Linked DNA regions of Mus musculus: region 1 is linked to region 2. The links are chromatin loops, found by intact Hi-C in ENCODE. Cell type or tissue: left cerebral cortex. All regions are shown on one strand. Each heading gives the region's core, and the rest is flanking DNA. Links, peaks and the distances in the headings are about the cores only.

The links. Hi-C counts contacts between places; a loop is a spot of excess contacts. Peaks named below come from ENCODE experiments on the same cell type or tissue, not always from the same donor. Only the 100,000 strongest peaks of a DNase experiment are listed, where the experiment ranks them.
Region 1: it touches region 2 in a loop (6-fold over the local background); 1 of 42 quality-filtered maps calls a loop at or near these places.

The regions. Positions count from the first base shown.
Region 1 is chr9:72,771,949-72,777,456 of GRCm38, forward strand. It overlaps Gm27204 (predicted gene 27204), which reads right to left. Exons shown (of 3, transcript NR_166646.1): 2 at 4,099-4,301; 3 at 1,204-2,462. Among named protein-coding and RNA genes, the nearest start is that of Gm27204, 4.7 kb to the right of the region's middle. In left cerebral cortex, for the core only: no CTCF peak of the experiment used is centred there; no DNase peak of the experiment used is centred there.
Region 2 is chr9:72,833,092-72,838,599 of GRCm38, forward strand. The region is part of intron 2 of Prtg (protogenin); the gene reads left to right. Among named protein-coding and RNA genes, the nearest start is that of Prtg, 29 kb to the left of the region's middle. In left cerebral cortex, for the core only: no CTCF peak of the experiment used is centred there; DNase peaks (open chromatin) are centred at 2,121 and 2,928.

The sequences.
Region 1 (5,508 bases), core at 1,960-4,459, 60 kb before region 2:
TGCTCAGTCGTGGATCGATCACTTGAACCAACCTCTGCATACCCAAGGCTAGAGAACCAGCAGGAAAACACTTACCTATAGAAAATAAAAAATGACTCTTGTGTGCAGGGCATAGTGGCTCACACCTTTAATCTCAGTACTCAGAAGGCAGAGACAGGAAGATCTCTGTGAGTTCAAGGCCAGCCTTGTCTACATAGTGGGTTCCAGGACAGACAGAGCTACATAGGAAGGCCCTGTTTCAAAACAAACAAATCCTACTAAAAGAAATTAACTCAGGATGGACCAAATACCTTACTATAAGACCTGAACTCTAAAGTTGTTAGAGGAAGACACTTTAGGGTATAGGCAGACACAAGAACTTTTTGAAAAGGAGATAAGTGCAAAAAATAATTCCCAGAATGGACAAATGGGACTTCAGGAAGTTGAAGTTTCTGTGTAGGAATGGAAAGAACAAAGAGTGAAGAGAGCCTACGAAAGGGGAACAAACCATTGCCAACCACACATCTGATAGATTAACAGACTAATTTCTACAGCTTTAAACACAAGAGGTAGAGGCAGGCAGGTCTCTTGAGTTTGAGCCTGGTCTATTTAGTGAGTTCCATACCAGCCAGGGCTATAGAGAAAGACCTTGTTAAAAAGCAAAAAAAAAAAAAAAAAAAAAAACAAAGACCAAAAACAAAAACAAAAAACCCTCCTAAAATGAAACAACAAAATCCAATCAGTAAGTAGGCAAATGAGCTAAATAGATTGGAAAAAGAGCTATGCCAGGTCAAAATTTGGAGAAACAAAACAAAGCCATCCTTAGCCATCAGAGAGATGCAAATTAAAAGGGTGTTGTGTCAGGCATGGTGGCTCACACCTGTAATCCTGACACTCTAGAATGAGAGGATCCCTGGAAGCTCAGATCAGCCTAGGGGACAGAATAAAACCAAAATCACAGTGAGAGTGAGTGCCTGCTGCTCAATTGTGACCCCAGCACTCACCACCAGGCAGTTGGGAGATGCCTGTAACTTCAGTTCCAAAGTAACTGATGCCCAACACAAAACAATCACAAAAACAACAAAACCCTGACAAATCTGGGCATTGTGACACTCAGGCAGATCTCTGTGAGTTTGAGACCAGCCTGCTCTACAAGGCAAGTCTAGGATAGTAAGGGCTCTGTTACACAAAGAAACCCTGTCTTTTTTTAAAATTATTTTTAAAAAAATTTTTTAAAGATTTATTTATTTATTATATGTAAGTACACTGTAGTTGTCTTCAGACACTCCAGAAGAGGGCATCAGATTTTGTTAGGGATGTTAAGGAATATTTGTGAGCCACAATGTGGTTGCTGGGATTTGAACTCGGGACCTTTGGAAGAGCAGTCAGCGCTCTTAACCACTGACCTATCTAGACAGCCCCAGAAACCCTGTCTTGAAAAACAAAACAGGGCTGGAGAGAGGGCTCAGCCTTAAAAGCATGAACTGTTCTTCAAGAGGTCCTGAGTTTAATTCCCAGCAACCACGTGGTGGCTCACAACCATCTGTAATGGGATCCAATGCCCTCTTCTGGTGTGTGAAGACAGGGACAGTGGACTCACATAAAACAAATAAATTAAAAAAAAAAAAAAAAAACCCAAACTACCAAATGCTTTTTTTTTTTTTTTAGTTTTTAATTTATTTATATGAGCGCTTTATCTGCATGTACTCCTGAAAGCCATTACAGATGGTCATGAGCCACCATGTGGTTGCTGAGAATTGAACTCAGGTCCTCTGGAAGAGGTCCTCTGAAACTAGAACTGCCCTGGGAGAGCACCCAGGCGAAGCTGAGAACATCACAGAAACACCCGAGCTGGTTGCTGCACCGTGTTGCAGTATCCATCAACCAGACAGTGGAAGTGTGATACATAGACACAATGGAATTGTATTCAACCATAAATAATACAGTGTCAGGCTTTACAACCTGAGTTTAGATCCCCTGAACCTAGGTAAAGGTTGGACACAGTAGCATCAGTGGCTGTAATCTGAGCACCATCTGCTAGGACGGGAGGCAAAGAGGGAAGAATGGCTGGCTCTTGCAGGCTGACTAGCCTTGGGTACATAGCCGAAAAGAACAAACAAGAGAGACAGCTGGAAAGCCAGTTTTGATACCATGTTGTCCTCTGACCTCCACATATGCACAATAGTAGTTGTGTATCTGTGTGTGTGCAAGTGCACACACACACCCTGAGGAGGGGGCACAACAGAGATCCTAATTCCTACACACAGTCAATGCTGAAGTACTCCAAGGAACATAGCTGGGGAGGGGCTCTCCAGTTGCTCTGTTATCAGCTTAGTTCCAGAGTCCTTTGAAGTCTTGGGAGGTCGTTCTTCATCGATGGGGGTGAATGGCAGAAGACAGTGCGTGTCCTGGAGGCCTGCCTGGTCTCAGCAGCTGGAAGCAATCCTCCTGCCTCTGATGTGTTTGCTCAGTCTTGTCCCTGACTTTTAAATACAATTTTAAGTTAGGGTTATTTATACCTGCATGTGTTACTGACCGTATATACACACACTCTCTGAGGGCAAGAGCCAGACTTTGGTCATCCTCCTGTCCTCCCCAGCCTCTAGCACAGGGCCACATAGTGGACCAGCTGTAAGAACTCAGGATGGAAGATGGGATGACCTGGGTAACCATAGAGAATCTGCCAATGGAAGTTTTAGGACAGGCTCTCTCATTCCCAGTATACTTAGAAAAGCCCTACAGTGTGCTAGCCTGGGTACTGTAGGCAGGTTAGAACAGTGTATAACCCTGACTACAGACACCTTGCTTACAGTCTTCCGGGGACAGCCAGACACACACGTGCTATTACAATGAAATAGTAATTCAAAAATCAGTCATTCAAAAATAGAAGAAAAACAACTCTCAGAAATAAAACCACCATGTGCAACATACAAAGAGCAAATGCCTAGGAAAATAATATTTGTTGAATAGCCGCTAAGTATTCTAGCACTGCCAGGGGCAAAGGGCAAATTCTGAGGTCGCAGCAATGAGAGATGGCATCAAGAAGCAAGTAGGAAAAAAAAAAGAAAAAAAAAAAAAAAAAAAAAAAACGGGCATGGTGGCGCACACCTTTAGTCCCAGCACTTGAGGGGCAGAGGCAGGCAGATTTCTGAGTTCGAGGCCAGCCTGGTCTACTAAGTGAGTTCCAGGACAGCCAGGGCTACACAGAGAAACCCTGTATTGGGGGTTTTCTCAGTTAATGATTGACACATGAGAGCCCAGCCTACTGTGAGTGGTATCATCCCTGGGTAGGTGATCTTGGGTTGTGTAAGAGAGCAAGCTGAGCCAGCCATGGAGGACAAAACAGTGAGCAGTGATCTCCATGCCCTGTGCTTCAGTTCATGCCCTGATTTTCCTCAATGTCCGATGATGACCTGGGAGTAGTGAGATGAAATCATTCCTTTCCTCCTCGAGTTGTTCTTAGTTTTTTGTTTTTTTTTTTTAATCACAGCAACTTCATTACAGAAAGTAAATTAATACATTGAGAGAGAGAGAGAGAGAGAGAGAGAGAGAGAGATGAAGGGCAAAGGTCAATGTTGGGTATCTCCATTTTTCATTTTATTATTAATTATTATTGTGCTTTTTGTGTACATGAATGTTTGCCTGCTTGTATGTCTGTGTATCACAGTGTGAAGTGCTCTCAGAGCCAGAAGAGGACATCAGATTTCCTGGGACTGGAGTTACAGACTGTTGTCAGCTGCTGTGTGGGTTCTGGGGACCCAATTCAGGTCTTCTGCGAAAGCCACTGGTGCTCTAAACCACTGGGCTGTCTCTCTAGCTCCCTACTGTATTTCTCAAGGCAGAGTATATCAGTGAACTTCCAGATCACTGATTGCCTACACTAGCTGGCCAGCACGTCCTGTGGATCCTCTCATTTCCCTCTTACCAGCACTGGGAATACAGGGGTGAACCCCAGTGCCTGACTTTTTATGTGGGAGGGGATCTGAACTTGGGTCCTCATGATTGTCCATCAAGCACTTTATCCATTGAGCCATCTCCCAGGGCCTACTTTCTGATATTTTTCTAAACGTCAAAATACCATGTATTGCTTTGTTACAGAAAATACCACCAGAATGTTACCTGAACAGTTGTCAAATCTTAGGCAGGAGAAGCCTGTCCAAGCAGTGTGTTCAAAGCTGGGCTAAGGATGAGACCAGAGCATCCTGGATCCTGCCACGTCCTGGCTCTTCATGGCAGATCTGAAGCCAGGCATGCCTGTCAAGGACAAGTCTGATGCTGTTGGCTCCCTCTGTGCTGTGGTACCATTCCACTCACTCCGTTTCCTGCGGAAAAATAGCCAAGACTTTTGTACACACATTTGTAGTCCTGTATGTTTGGAGTCTGTTCCAGGCTTGTCTGTGGCAAATTTCCCATCAATTCCAACAGCAACATGGTGTGATATTTTATCTCAAACATATCTGAGTCGTGTGCTCCAAGCTAGGCCCCCTCAAATCTTTGTCTGACCCTTTTGTTTTGTTTTGTCTTTTTGTTTGTTTGTTTGTTTGTTTGTTTTGGAGACAGGGTGTATATATATATATATATATATATATATAGTCCTGGAACTCACTTAACTAAGATGTCAGTCTTGCAGTTCCCGGAATGCAGAGCCATGAGAAAATAAATGTCTGCAAATCACTTGGTCTTAGTGCTTCATTATAGTAAGACAAATGGACAAAGACACAGGCCATCCTCCATTACACTGATGCTTGGGACCGAGGCTTAGATGGCAACCCGTTGAACTCATCCTAAGCAGAACACATTGCCCATAAACCAAGAGTGCACTTGAGATGCCTACCAGTGTCACAGCTCAGCAGGCTTTGTGGCAGCCATTGTTTCCCCTCAACAGTTCATGGCTGATGGGAACACAGCTCATAGGCAGCTCTTAGCCAGGCAAGAGAGTATGCACAGGATAGCTCTTGGGAAGGATCAAAATTCACGAATCTGGAATTTACATTGAATACATATCCTTTCACATCATCAAGAAGTTAAGAGAGAGAGAGAGAGGGAGAGAGCGAGTGAGTGAGCCTGTGAGGTGTCTCAGTGGTAAAAGTACTTGATGCTCAAGTCTGACAACCCAAGGTCAGTCCCCAGAATCTGCAGTGGAGGGAGGGAAAGAACCAGTTTCCTAAAATTCACATGCCTTTATACTCACCTCGTGTATATACACACACACACACACACACACACACAAAATTATTTTAAGCCAAATCATCATAACATGTAAGTTAGTGTCAAAGTCAGAGTTTCTAGTCCTGCACAAAACATCATGACCAAGAAGCAAGTTGGGAAGGAAAGGGTTTATTCAGCTTACACTTTCCACATTGCTGTTCATCACCAAAGGAAGGCAGGACCGGAACTCACACAAGGCAGGAACCTGGAGTCAGGAGCTGATGCAGAGGACATGGAGGGGTGCTGCTTATTGGACTGCTTCCCCTGGCTTGCTGGATTTGCTTTCTTATAGAACCCAGGACTACCAGCTCAGAGATGGCA
Region 2 (5,508 bases), core at 1,002-3,501:
CACAACCATCTGGCAAAATTTAAAAACTTTTAAGAAATTATTTTTTAAAATTTTAAAGAAGAAACTGCCAAAGCCATCTTCCAAAGTGACTACCAGTTTATATTCACACCAGTTTGCTTGGTAATTTCAGTTCTTAGATAAAACTTTATAATTGCATATGTCTTTTCATTCTGTTTGAGAAAAGGGCTGACCTGGGCTAAAGGAAGTGTTTGTGTGTGTGTGTGTTCATGTGTATGCATATGTGCATGAGTGTGTGTGCATGTGTGTGCACAAGTGTGTGTATTCGTGTGTGTGCATATGTGCATGTGTGTGCATGAATGCAGATGTCAGTGTGTATAGAGACAGATATTGACTTCAGATATCTTCTTTATCTGTCTCTATCTAATTTGTAGAGGCAGAGTTTCACAGAACCTAGCATTGGCTATTTTGTTTAAACTGACTGCCTTACAAGCCTCCAGAATCTTCTGCATGCGAGTCCCACATTAGGATTACAGGCCTGGGCCTATAGCCATACCTTTTCGTAGGATTGCTAGAGATCCAAACTCAGGCCTTAATATTTGCATAGCAAGTGCTTTACACTCGGAACCATTTCTCCAGTGTCCCCTACCCCTACTTTTTTATATCTACTCTACAGTATTTTCTAACTCTTATTAAATTTGTCCTTTGATGGATATATATTTAAACATATAAATTTAGTTGTATATAAATTTATGTATGTATTTGTATATACATTTATAAATATATATTTAAAATTCATTTGGTTGCTGTCACCCTTACCCTCTCCTGTCTCCCTCCACCTCTGTCAAGCCTCCCCCAGAAGTCTTCCCGCATCCGTGTCATTTTGGTTTTTTTTTTCTGTGACCCATTGAGTTTAATGGGTTTGGAGATATCCTTAGAGCCTCCTGGGCTCACAACTGAAGACAATGGTGCCCCTCCCCCTGAATTTATCAGTTCAGCAGGGAGGGATGGCACCCAGTGAGCCCTCTCAGTATATATGCTATGTACTTTATTCATGCTGGTCCCCTGCTCTGTGTCAGTCCAAAGTCCTTTAGACTGGTGACCACATCACAGTCTCCACCCTTTCTCTCAGGTGTCCCATCTGCTCTCCCAGTATGTTCTGTTCTATATGAGTCTGTGTATAGAGTCTCACGTTTCTCTGCCTCTGCCTGTGCTCGGACGTATGCGTACAGAATCAGGGTCCTAAAAGCATTCACTGTGAAAAGATTACACTGACTGTAGGTCATCTTTTCTCATGCCCTCTAAACATCCGGCTGTCGTTGCTAATGGTGAGCTGGCTCCTTCGAGCAGACTTTGGGCGGTGGATAGTTGTTGTATTTAAAGCACTCTGGCTTTTGGGCCCTTTGAAATCATTGCCTCTGCTTGTTCTTAGGCACTTTGCATATTTCAGGAGACAGATGTTGGAACAATGACACTTGTTCTTTTGTGGAGTATGCATTGGAAGCTTGCCAGAAGGTAGGAAGGCAGGGGACATGCCAGTAGAGGCCTCAGAGAGCCTGCTGCATCGGTTCCTGGTGTATCGCTTAGAATAGGTTGAGGATTAAAAGTCCCTTTTATTTATTTATTTTTAACATTTATTTTGTCTGTTGGGGGAACAAGTGTGTGCTCTGGTCTATGTATGGAGGTCAGAAGACACCGTGGGGGATAGGTTCTCTCCTACTGTGGGGCTTCCAGAGAGCCAATGCAGCTCACTGAGCTTGGTGCTAAGCACCTTTACCCAGAGAACTATGTCTCCAGCTTGAGTTTTGTTTTGTTTTTTGTTTTTGTTTGTTTGTTTGTTTTTCGAGACAGGGTTTCTCTGTGTAGCCCTGACTGTCCTAGAACTCACTTTGTAGACCAGGCTGGCCTCGAACTCAGAAATCTGCCTGCCTTTGCCTCCCAAGTACTGGGATTAAAAGTGTGGGCCACCAGTGCTTTGCTTTTTTTTTTTTTTTTAATGGCTATAATTATAATAACTGTATCTAGAATAGCAGTCTCTATGAACTAAATAATATATTCTATGGTACTATGGTACTACATTATAACCCCTTAAGAACTGATTTTATAGAACAGAGCGGTTTGCTCAGAGTTTGTGTGTGGGATGTGTCTGAGCTGTAGTGTTCTCAGGGAGAAGAGGGAGGCTTCCCTGAGCTTGAGAGAGAGATGGTGCAGTAAGTTAATTCAGGAAGCCTGTTAGATGCCTGTTGTGTGTACTGCTTATTCCTGACAACAGACAGACAGGAAGATATATTTTCTGAACTAGAAAAATATATAGTCTTGGTAAGAGACCAGGAACTAAAGAAGTTAAGACAATTAGACTATTCTTTTAAAAAAATTTTTTAAATTACATTTTGTGTGTGTGTGTGTGTGTGTGTGTGTGTGTGTGTGTGTGTGTGTGTGTGTTAATGTGCATTTGAATGTTGGTTTCTGTGGAGGCCACAAGCCGTTCCTGTAAGATCTCCCAGAGCTGGAGTTACAGGTGGTCATGAGCTGGCCTACCTGTTTGCTTGGTAAACTCAGCTCCTCTGCAAGAGCAGCACCTGCTCTTAACTACTGAGCCATCTCTCCTAACCCCATCTTGCCCAGTCTTAAAGCTATAATAACTTTGAAACTTATTCCTTGAGTGGTTTACACCTTCTGATCATTTCATGCTGTGATTAGACAATTCCCAGACCGCTGAGCAGGCTCTGAGTACAAGGGCTTGCTAGGAACTGAGAAGTGATGGGGCCCAGTTTTTACTCTGTTTGGTTAGTAAAGCCTGCACTGTTGATTTGAAACACCATTGACATGGGCATAAACTAAGTTACTAGGTATAAAACTCAATAGCAGATCTCCGAAGTTGTGGGTGTTAGAGAGTCAGAGTTAGAAATCTGAGGAGCTGCTGACAGATTTCCCCCATAGCTACTGATTGGAGGCTCAAAGATAGCGGGGGCTGGAAGCACTGGAAAGTGGCTGCTTGCTGCTACCTGCGTTCCTCTGGGACGAGTGGGGTAGTGGTGATTAGTGTAGTCCTTTCCCACCCTGGACCTGGTGTTCAATCTGACCTGCAGTGCTAGGACCTGGAGCTTGGTGCTGACATCCAGGGCTGGGCCTGGAGCTCGGTGCTGACCTGCAGTGCTAGGACCAGCTGTTTATAAACGATGATGCATCAACATCCCAACTGATATTAGTGTAAGAACACTTTATATGCACATTTTATCAGCAGCTTTTAAAAGCAACATTTTCTTACTAGACCGAGGAGAGCCTATAAAGTTGCTATAAGTTACCAATTGAATTATTTAAAAAACGATTTATTACAAATTATGTACCTATAATTTTTAATTTAAAAAAGCTCTTCTTCCTCTTCCTCCTCTTTTTCTTCCTTCTCCTCCAATAGAATCTCTCTTAATATTCTTGGCTGTCCTCAAATTCACAGAGAATCTCTGCCTACTTAGTGCTGAGAGTTAAGGGTTGTGCTGCCATGCCTAGCTTTAAAGATGCAGGAATGTCCTACTGACTTAATATGCAAGCTAATGTTGGCCCATCCACTTAATTGGTTGTACATTATTTCCAGTGTACAATCTCTTACTTCTGTGTTGCTTTCTGATCCAGTAAAAGTTTGGGGACTGGTTTCATCTGAGCAACCTTTACAGCCCTGCCTGTAAATCATAGAAAATGATTAAGTGGGCAGATGAAGAGGAAGTCACAAATCAAATAGGCACTTACATTTATTGTGTTTGCAAGGTTGTTTTTGAGAATAGCGCATGTTTTGGGGGACCTTGTGTCCGGGCTGTTTTATAGAGCTCTGGCCTCTTAACAGCACTACTTTAAGGGCTCCTTGTGCGGCTCTTGGCTTGTTTAGCTGGACCATGAAGGGAGGTCAGGTTTCACGAGGAGGCCGTAGGCTTGTAAAGGCATACATTTCTCGCAGAAACAAAGTCCACATCAGGAAGCAAGCTGAGGTTTGTGTGAGGATATTTAAATTTGTAATTTAAATAAAGAACAGAAAATGTGGGCAACAAAAAGATCCCGCTGTCAAGTCTTAGCAGGCTCCAACATACAGCGAAGGGCTTATTTACTTACTCAGCTTTAAACAACATTAAAAAAAAAACCAGGGCCTGGGAGATGGCTCACAGAGCCAGCTCAGTGGTAAAAGTGCTTGTCATGCAGGAATGAGGACCAGAATTCAGATATCCAGAAACCCAAATTGATGCAGGGTTAGGGCAGCAGCCCGCCTGGAATTCCAACCCTGGGAGGAGGAACTATTTCCCAGGAGTGGCCCAGGAAAGCCAAATCCTCAAGCTCAGAGTTTGATGGAGAGAGCCTGCTTCAGGGACTGAGGTGGGAGAGTGAAGATGATTCCAGATGTCAGCCTCTGGCCTGCAGGTGCATGCGTGGACGTATGTGCCCACACATGAAAAAAATATGCACATACACATGTATACATTATACACATAAGAAAAAGAGAAAAAAAGAATAATCAAAATAGAACCAAGCTGGCTTCAAGCTTGTAATCCTCCCCGCTCAGTCTGGAGTGTGTGTCACAAGACCCGACCAGTTTTTGTTTTGGTTTGTTTTTTTTAAAGATATATGGGTTAATTAAATAAACTTTAAACGAAGGTAATTTAATTTACATACTTTCCTCTGTAAAGATGAGATAATAGCCTCAGTAAATGTCTGTAAACACAAGGTTTTATTTGTTTAGTTTTGCAATGGGGTTGGGGTTTGGAAGGCTTGTGCATGCTGGGTAAGTACTCTACCACCGAACTGCATCATCAGCTCCAAGCAGAGGTTTTAAAGGCATCTCTTTGGTCAGAAATTCAGGGATTTGACACACAGTCTTAGCCAGCTAGAAAGCCAGTGCATTTGGGCCTGTTCTGAGCAGTGCTACTCAGAGATACAGAATCTCCAGCTGTCATCTTCCATAAACACGTTGAGTAGCTCAGGCTTGCGAGAGAGTTCATATACAGTCTTGCTAACCACCAGGCTTCAGATCTCCGTGCCCACCTCTTAGCTAGCTGAATATTAGGATGACACAGCTATAAGAATTAAAGAAACTAGACTGTATCCCACCCATAGCACAGAACCTAGCAGCAAACCGTATGTCAGGCTCTTGTGTCATAAAAGGCTTGAAACCTGTGTTGTGACATTCTATACTTCACCTCCCCAGCATTTATGGCAGTTTGAGCTACCAACTTGAACAGCAATTTAGTTAAATACCCCTGTCTACTCTGATTCCTGAGCGCAGCCCTCTTCGCTTTGTCCTTGGTTGGATTGTTGCCACCTGGAGAGCACCAGACACCAGATAAATATTTGTTGAATGAGTCGGTAAACTTAGGAGAGATCACTTTAGTCTAAAAGTTTGCTGAAATGGATAGGATTAAAATATGTTTCCAGTTAGAAGTCAGTGAATCTAGCCTGTTATTGTATAATTCAGAGCCAATCCTCATGGCTTGAGAGTGGATAGATGAGTCATGTAATCATGTGAGCAATAGGGTGATGTTAATGTATGATTCATGGAAATTGGCTCCT